Regions from separate parts of the Homo sapiens genome. Here region 2 is linked to region 1. Evidence: read pairs that join two places in POLR2A ChIA-PET (ENCODE). Cell type or tissue: Panc1. All regions are shown on one strand.

Evidence for each region. ChIA-PET counts read pairs that join two places held together with the same protein. Peaks named below come from ENCODE experiments on the same cell type or tissue, not always from the same donor. Only the 100,000 strongest peaks of a DNase experiment are listed, where the experiment ranks them.
Region 2: POLR2A ChIA-PET joins it to region 1 with 5 read pairs; 3 of 35 experiments call an interaction of 5 or more read pairs at or near these places.

Annotation. Positions count from the first base shown.
Region 1 is chr19:38,177,017-38,181,016 of GRCh38, forward strand. All of the region lies in intron 15 of SIPA1L3 (signal induced proliferation associated 1 like 3), which reads left to right. Among named protein-coding and RNA genes, the nearest start is that of SNORD152, 16 kb to the left of the region's middle. In Panc1, no CTCF peak of the experiment used is centred here; no DNase peak of the experiment used is centred here.
Region 2 is chr19:38,311,244-38,315,243 of GRCh38, forward strand. The region is part of intron 1 of YIF1B (Yip1 interacting factor homolog B, membrane trafficking protein); the gene reads right to left. Among named protein-coding and RNA genes, the nearest start is that of YIF1B, 2.7 kb to the right of the region's middle. In Panc1, no CTCF peak of the experiment used is centred here; no DNase peak of the experiment used is centred here; H3K4me3 peaks cover 579 bases; H3K27ac peaks cover 1,102 bases.

The DNA of each region.
Region 1 (4,000 bases):
CATGCCACTTAACCCTTACCTTGCAAGAAATACAGTGACTTTTTAAAAATTCTAGTTTAGCTGGGCCGGGCGCGGTGGCTCACTCCTGTAATCCTAGCACTTTGGGAGGCCAAGGTGGGCAGATCATGAGGTCAGGAGATCGAGACCACCCTGGCTAACACGGTGAAACCCCATCTCTACCAAAAATAGAAAAAACTAGCCAGGTGTGGTGGTGGGCGCCTGTAGTCCCAGCTACTCAGGAGGCTGAGGCAGGAGAATGACGTGAACCTGGGAAGCGGAGGTTGCAGTGAGCTGAGACTGCGCCACTGCACTCCAGCCTGGGTGACAGAGCAAGACTCCATCTCAAAAAAAAAAAAAAAAATTCTAGTTTATTTTGCCAGGCGCAGTGACTCATGCCTGTAATCCCAGCTCTCAGAGAGGCAGAGGCAGGAGGATAGCTTGAGCACAGGAGTTCGAGACCTGCCTGGGCAATTTAGTGAGACCCCATTCCCCACAAAAAGGGGGAAAAAAGGACAAAAAAAAGTATAAAATTCTACTTTATTTCTTTTTTTCTCTATACATATGTGTGTATATCTATCTATATATTTTTTCCCTTAAATACACAGAATCATGTTTTATACCATGCATCGTTTCCATTTACTATAGTTCAGACCATCTGTCCTCATACATAAACAGAGATTGACCTTTGCACTGGCTGCATAGTTTTTGATCATAAGGATATGCTTGCGGCAGGGCGCAGTGGCTCATGCCTGTGATCCCAGCACCTTGGGAGGTCGAGGCAGGTGGATCACTTGAGGCCAGAAGTTCAAGACCAGCCTAGCCAACATGGTGAAACCCCGTCTCTACTAAAAATACAAAAATTATCCAGGCATGGTGGTGAATGCCTATAATCCCAGCTACTCAGGAGGCTGAGGCACAAGAATCGCTTGAACCCCGGAGGCGCAGAGGTTGCAGCGAGCCGAGATCACACCACTGCACTCCAGCCTGGCCATTTCCAACTTTTCCTGATTATAAACAGTACTACAGAGACCGTCCTCATACCTGCCTGTGTGTGCTTGTGCAGGCTTTTGGTGTGTGTGTGTGTGTGTGTGTGTGTGTGTGTGTGTGTGTGTGTGTGTGTGTTTTGTAGCTAAGACTATGGGACTATGGGCATGTGCTATTATTCCTGGCTATTTTTATTTTTTTGTGGAGGCAGGGTCTCTAGGGCTGGGCATGGTGCCTCACAACTGTAATCCTAGCACTTTGGGAGGCTGGGGTGGGAGGATCATTTGAGCCCCGGAGTTCAAGACCAGCCTGGGCAACATAGCAAGACCCCGTCCCTAGATAGAGTCTCTACAGCAACTCCTGGGCTCCAGCAGTTCTCCCACCTAAGCCTCCCAGAGTGCTGGGATTACAGCATGAGCCACCATGCCCGGCCTTGTGCAGGCTTTTCTATTGCATGGATTTCTGGGAGGCCAAATGTCTTGTTTTTGTTTTTGAGATGGAGTCTCACTCTGTCGCCCAGGCTGGAGTGCAATGGTGCGATCTCGGCTCACTGCAACCTCCGCCTCCCAGATTCATGCCATTCTCCTGCTTCAGCCTCCCGAGTAGCTGGGACTACAGGCGCCCACCACCATGCCCAGCTAATTTTTTTGTATTTTTAGTAGAGACAGGGTTTCACTGTGTTAGCCAGGATGGTCTCGATCTCCTGACCTCATGATCTGCCCGTCTTGGCCTCCCAAAGTGCCGGGATTACAGGCATGAGCTACCACACCCAGCCAGGCCAAATGTTAAGCTGAAGCCAGTCATCCTTCAGTTCTCAGTTCTGATGCTCTTGTCTCCTGGGGAAAGCATTCCTGACCATTCTTGGTGTTACATGCTTCAGTAGTTCCCTGGACATCTCCTCACCAATGCCTACTCTTTGCTCCATTGATAGATGTTGCTAAATTGTGGAAAGCATTACATAGTTGCTGTTTCAATCCAGTCGGACAATCCCTGCCTTTTGATGGGAGTGTTCAGACCATTCACGTTAAATGTAATTATTACTGCTAATGGTTGGATTTGCATTAGCCATTTTGCTATTGTTTCTGTATGTCTACTATCTTTCTTGCTCCTCTGTTCTTCCTTACTGCCTTATACTGTAGTAAATAAATACAGTTTCAGGCCGGATGTGGTGGCTTACACCTGTAAAATCCCAGCACTTTGGGAGGCCCAGGCGGGCAGATCACCTGAAGTCAGGAGTTCGAGACCAGCCTGGCCAGCATGGCAAAACCCTGTCTCTACTAAAAATACAAAAATTAGCTGGGCGTGGTGGCATGCACCCGTAATCCCAGCTACTCAGGAGGCTGAGGCAGGAGAATCGCTTGAGCCAGGGAGGCGGAGGTTGCAGTGGGCCAAGGTTGCACCACTGCCCTCCAGCCTAAGTGACAGAGTAAGACTCTGTCTCAAAAGTTAAAAATAAAAAATATATATAATTTAGTATAACATTTGGATTCTACTCTTGTGTAACTATCTTTTTAGTTATTATAATGTGCGTCTATCACTGCAATTCAGGTTAATACTAAATTCCAATAAAATATAAAACTTTTCTCCAATATTGTCCTATTTCCTTCTCCCTTTTTTGTGCTCTGTTTATCATAAACATCCATATGTGTTTTAACCCAGCAGTATAGTATTGTCATTATTGCCTTATACAGTCTTATGTCTTTAAGGAAGTTAAGAGAAGAAATAAGAAAGCATATACTTTTATAGAATCTTATTTTAAACCACAGTTTGCCATCTTGGGCTATTCATTTCTGTCTACTGACTCAGGTCATTGTCTAGAGTCATTTCTTTCAGCCTGAGGACTTTTTTTTTCTTTTTTTTTAGATGGAGTCTCACTCTGTCACCCAGGCTAGAGTGCAGTGGCGCAATCTCAGCTCACTGCAACCTCTGCCTCCTGGGTTTAAGCAGTTCTCCTGCCTCAGCCTCCTGAGTAGCTGAGATTACAGGTGCCCGCCACCACTCAGTTAATTTTTGTATTTTTAGTAGAGATGGGGTTTCACCATATTGGCCAGGCTGCGAGCTCTCCTGACAGGCGATCCACCTGCCTTGGCTTCTCAAAGTGCTGGGATTAACCCGAGGAGTTTTAAAATTATTTTGTATCAGGCAGGTGTGCTAGCAACAAATTCTCTCCATCTCTGTTTATATAGGAACATCTTTCTGTTGCCTTCATTTTTCAAGGATGGTTTTGCTGGGTATAGAATTCCTGGTTAACAGTTGTTTTCTTTCAGCACTTTAAAAGTTACATTTTATTTCATTCTTTTAAATGAGAAGTCAGCAATTAATTGTGTTTTTTTTTCTTTTTTATAGAAGTGGGGTCTCACTGTGTTTCCCAGGCTGGTTTCCAACTCCTGGGCTTGAGTGATCTTCCCGTCTTGGCCTCCCAAAGTGCTGGGATTATAGGCCTGCTAATTGTATTGATGCTCCTCTATATGCGATGCATCATCTTTTTCTTGATGCTTTCAAGATGTTTATCTTAGCATTTTTCTTTTTTTCTTTTCTTTTTTTTTTTTTTTTTGAGACAATTTCACTCTTTTTGCCCAGGTTGGAGTGCAACGGCATAATGGCGTGATCTCGGCTCACCGCGACCTCCGCCTCCCGGGTTCAAGCGATTCTCCTGCTTCAGCCTCCCAAGTAACTGGGATTATATGGATGCGCCACCACACCTGGCTAATTTTTTTGTATTTTAGTAGAGATGTAGTTTCTCCATGTTGGTCAGGCTGGTCTCGAACTTCTGAGCTCAGGTTATCTGCCCGCCTTGGCCTCCCAAAGTGCTGGAATTACAGGCGTGAGCCACCGCGCCCGGCCAGCATTTAACTTTCAACTCCTTTTCTAGGTGTGAATCTCTTTGTATTTTTCCTACTTGGTGTTTGTTGAGCTTCTTGGATGTGTAAGGTTTTCATCAGATTTAAGAAGTTTCCAACCATTATTTCTTCAAATATTTTTTCTGCCCCTTCTCTCCTCTCCTTCCAAAGTTCCT
Region 2 (4,000 bases), 130 kb after region 1:
ACCACTGCACTCCAGCCTGGGCAACACAGTGAGACCCTGTCTCAAAAAAAAAAAACAAAAAACAAAAAACAGAATAAATGACCACTCCCAATTTACAGGTGTGGAAACCAAGGCCCAGACAGCTAAAATGACTTGTGCAAAGGGCCAAACTGAGTGAGTGGCAGAGCAGGAGTCCAGCCCTGCTGTGCCTGATAAATATTACAATAATCCTGTGGATGAACTCATCTCATCTTCACAACCACCCTGTTTCTGCCAGCTGCCAATGCTATCATCATCCCCATTTTACATATGAGAAAAGCAAGCCCTAAAGAGGCTCAGGCCTTTGCCCAAAGTCATAGTATGAGAGCCAGGTTTCAAAAGTTTTTAAAAGGTCCCTGTGGCCTCACGTGGGGAACAGATGAGGGGTGGGCAGGGAAGGGAGAGAGGCTGCTGGGGTGATCCAGGTGGGAGACCATGGCAGACAGGACTGGGGGTGTAAAAGAGGAATGGGTTATTTCTGGATCAGTTTCAGAGCTAGGAGGGACAGGACTTGCTGAGGGGTGCTCAGAGGAGGTGTGTTAAGAAGTGGGAAGAGGCCAGGCGCAGTGGCTTACGCCTGTAATCCCAGCATTTTGGGAGGCCAAGGCAGGTGGATCACCAGGTCAGAAATTCAAGACCAGCCTGGCCAACATGGTGAAACCCCATCTCTACTAAAAATACAAAAATGAGCTGGGCATGGTGGTGCGTGCCTGTAATCCCAGCTACTCCGGAGGCTGAGGCAGGAGAATTGCTTGAACCGGGACCGGGGAGGTGGAGGTTGCAGTGAGCCAAGATCGCGCCACTGCACTCCAGCCTGGGCTACAGAGCGAGACTCCATCTCAAAAAAACAAAACAAAACAAAACAAAAAACGTGGTAAGAGGCTGGGCATGGTGTCTCACGTCTATAATCCCAGCACTTTGCGAGGCTGAGACAGGCAGATCACCTGAACTCAGTTCAAGACCAGCCTGGCCAACATAGTGAAACCCCATCTCTACAAAATATAAAATAGCAGGGCATGGTGGCGTGCACCTGTAGTCCCAGCTATTCAAGAGGCTGAGGTGAGAGGACTGCTTGAACCTGGGATGTCAAGGCTGCAGTGCCAAGATCATGCCACTGCACTCCAGCCTGGGCGACACAGCAAGGCCCTCTTTAAAAAAAAAAGAAGTGGGAAGAGCCAATACTGTCTCTATAGATCCTGGTTTGAGTAATGAGGCAAATGGGAGTGCTCTCTACTGAGATGGAGAAAATAGGGAGGGCGGGATTTGAACCCAGCACTCTGCCTCCAGGGCCTCTGTTCCTAATCAATAACCAATGCTACCCTGCAAATATCTGCTGAGATCCTACTATGTGCCACCCACTATTGCAGGCACAGGGAATGAGTGATCAGATGACAGTGGGAATGGGGAGAGGAATCGAATTATCCACGTCATGACTTTCTCTGCACCTGGATGTTCTCATCTACACAACGGAGTTAACTGTCCCACCTTGCAGAGCTGTTGTGACACTCATAAACTCCTTGGCCCCACAGAAAGCAGTCCATCCATGTCACTCCTGATCAGCTACTAGCCTCGAACCCTTCCTCTCAATTATTCGAAGCCTGAAGACGGACCCAGGTCTCCTCAATTCCAAGGCAAGCAGCACTGGCCCCAGCCTCTCTGCAAGCCCCACTTCCCTTTTCTTTCCCCTACTTCTTCTTCTTTTTTTTTTAGACAGATTCTCGCTCTTGTCACCCAGGCTGGAGTGCAATGGTGCGATCTCGGCTCACCACAACCTCCACCTCCCGGGTTCAAGCAGTTCTCCTGCCTCAGCCTCCTGTGTAGCTAGGATTATAGGCGCACGCCACCAAGCCCAGGTAATTTTTGTATTTTTAGTAGAGATGGGGTTTCACCATTTTGGGCAGGCTGGTCTCGAACTCCTGAGCTCAAGTGATCTGCCTGCCTTGGCCTCCCAAAGTGCTGGGATTACAGGCGTGAGCCACCAGTGCCTGACCCAGAGTGATCTTTTTTTTTTTTTTTTGAGACGGAGTCTCACTGTCACCCAGGCTGGAGTGCAGTGGCGTGATCTCAGCTCACTGCAAGCTCCGCCTCCCGGGTTCACGCCATTCTCTTGCTTCAGCCTCCCAAGTAGCTGGGACTACAGACGCCCACCACCACGCCCGGCTAATTTTTTTGTATTTTTAGTAGAGACGGGGTTTCACCGTGTTAGCCAGGATGGGCTTGATCTCCTGACCTCATGATCCGCCCGCCTCGGCCTCCCAAAGTGCTGGGATTACAGGCGTGAGCCACCTAACCCGGCCCAGAGTGATCTTTTTAAATACAAATAAGACCACGTCATCCTCTGCCTAAGATCACTATTCACTGTGCTCTGAAAAAAATCCAAAGGCCTGCTAGGCCCTGCATGACCCACTCCTGCCAACCACCATGGTTTGCAACCTCTCCTGGGGATCCCATGCACCAGCCAGCCACATGGCCTTTCAGGCCCCGACTCTGCCAAGCTCCTTGCCCCCACTGGCTTTTGAATATGCAGAGCTTTCATCCTGGAACAACCTCCCTCCATCAGCACCTCCCAATATCACACAGAGGCCCCTGCCTTTGCAGAGACCTTCCTCACTCCTCCCTGTAATGCACTAACCTCGTCTGGTTCCTTCTCATAACATGTGGTGCTTTCTTTTTCTCTTCTGAGCACTCACAATAATTTCTGAATATATATTCATATGTCTACTTGTTTACTTGGCACAGGCCTCCAATGCCTTTCCTTCTCTCTCTCTTTTTTTTCTTTTCTTGAGGCGTTGTTTCGCTCGTTGCCTAGGCTGGAGTGCAATGGCGCAATCTTGGCTCACTGCAACCTCCGCATCCTGGGTTCAAGCGATTCTCCTGCCTCAGCCGCCCGAGTAGCTGGAATTACAGGTGCGCGCCACCACGCCCGGCTAATTTTTTTTTTTTTTTTTTTTGAGATGGAGTCTCACTCTGTCACCCAGGCTGGAGTGCAGTGGTGAAATCTCGGCCCACTGCACCCTCCACCTCCCAGGTTCAAGCAATTCTTCTGCTTCAGCCTCCTGAGTAGCTGGGACTACAGGCGCACACCACCACGCCCAGCTAAATTTTCTATTTTTAGTAGAGATGGGGTCTCACCATGTTGGCCAGGCTGGTCTCGAACTCCTGACCTCGTGATCCTCCCACCTCGGCCTCCCAAAATCCTGGGATTATAGGTGTGAACCACTGCGCCCAACCTAATTTTTTTGCATTTTTAGTAGAGATGGGGTTTCATCATGTTGGCCAGGCTGGTTGGCTGGGCACCGTGACTCATGCCTGTGATCCCAGCACTTTGGGAGGCCAAGGCAGGTGGATCACCCTCTTTTTTTTTTTTTTTTTTTTTTTTTGAGGCGAAGTCTTGCTCTGTCGCCCAGGCTGGTGCAATCTCGCCTCAGTGCAACCTCTGCCTCCTGGGTTCAAGTGATTCTCAAGCCTCAGACTCCCAAGTAGCCGGGATTACAGGTGCTCGCCACCACACCCGGCTAATTTTGTGTACTTTTATTAGAGATAGGATTTTGCTGTTACCCAAGCTGGTCTCCAACTCCTGGCCCCAAGTGATTCGCCCACCTCGACCTCCCAAAGTGCTGAGATTATAGGTGTAGGCCAGCACGCCCAGCCTGCCCTCTCACTACAAATCTCCTTCTCCTGGGTAACTTTTCATGATCAGAATTATCCTCTTCCATGCCGGGTGCGGTGGCTCACGCCTGTAATCCCAGCACTTTGGGAGGCCTAGGCGGGCGGATCACCTGAGGTCGGGAGTTTGAGACCAGCTTGACCAACATGGAGAAACCCCGTCTATACCACCCCGGGCGTGGTGGCCTGCGCCTGTAATCCCAGCTACTTGGGAGGCTGAGGCAGGAGAATCGCTTGAACCCGGGAGGCGGAGGTTGCGGTGACCTGAGATCGCGCCATTGCACTCCAGCCTTGGCAACAAGAACAAAACTAGGTC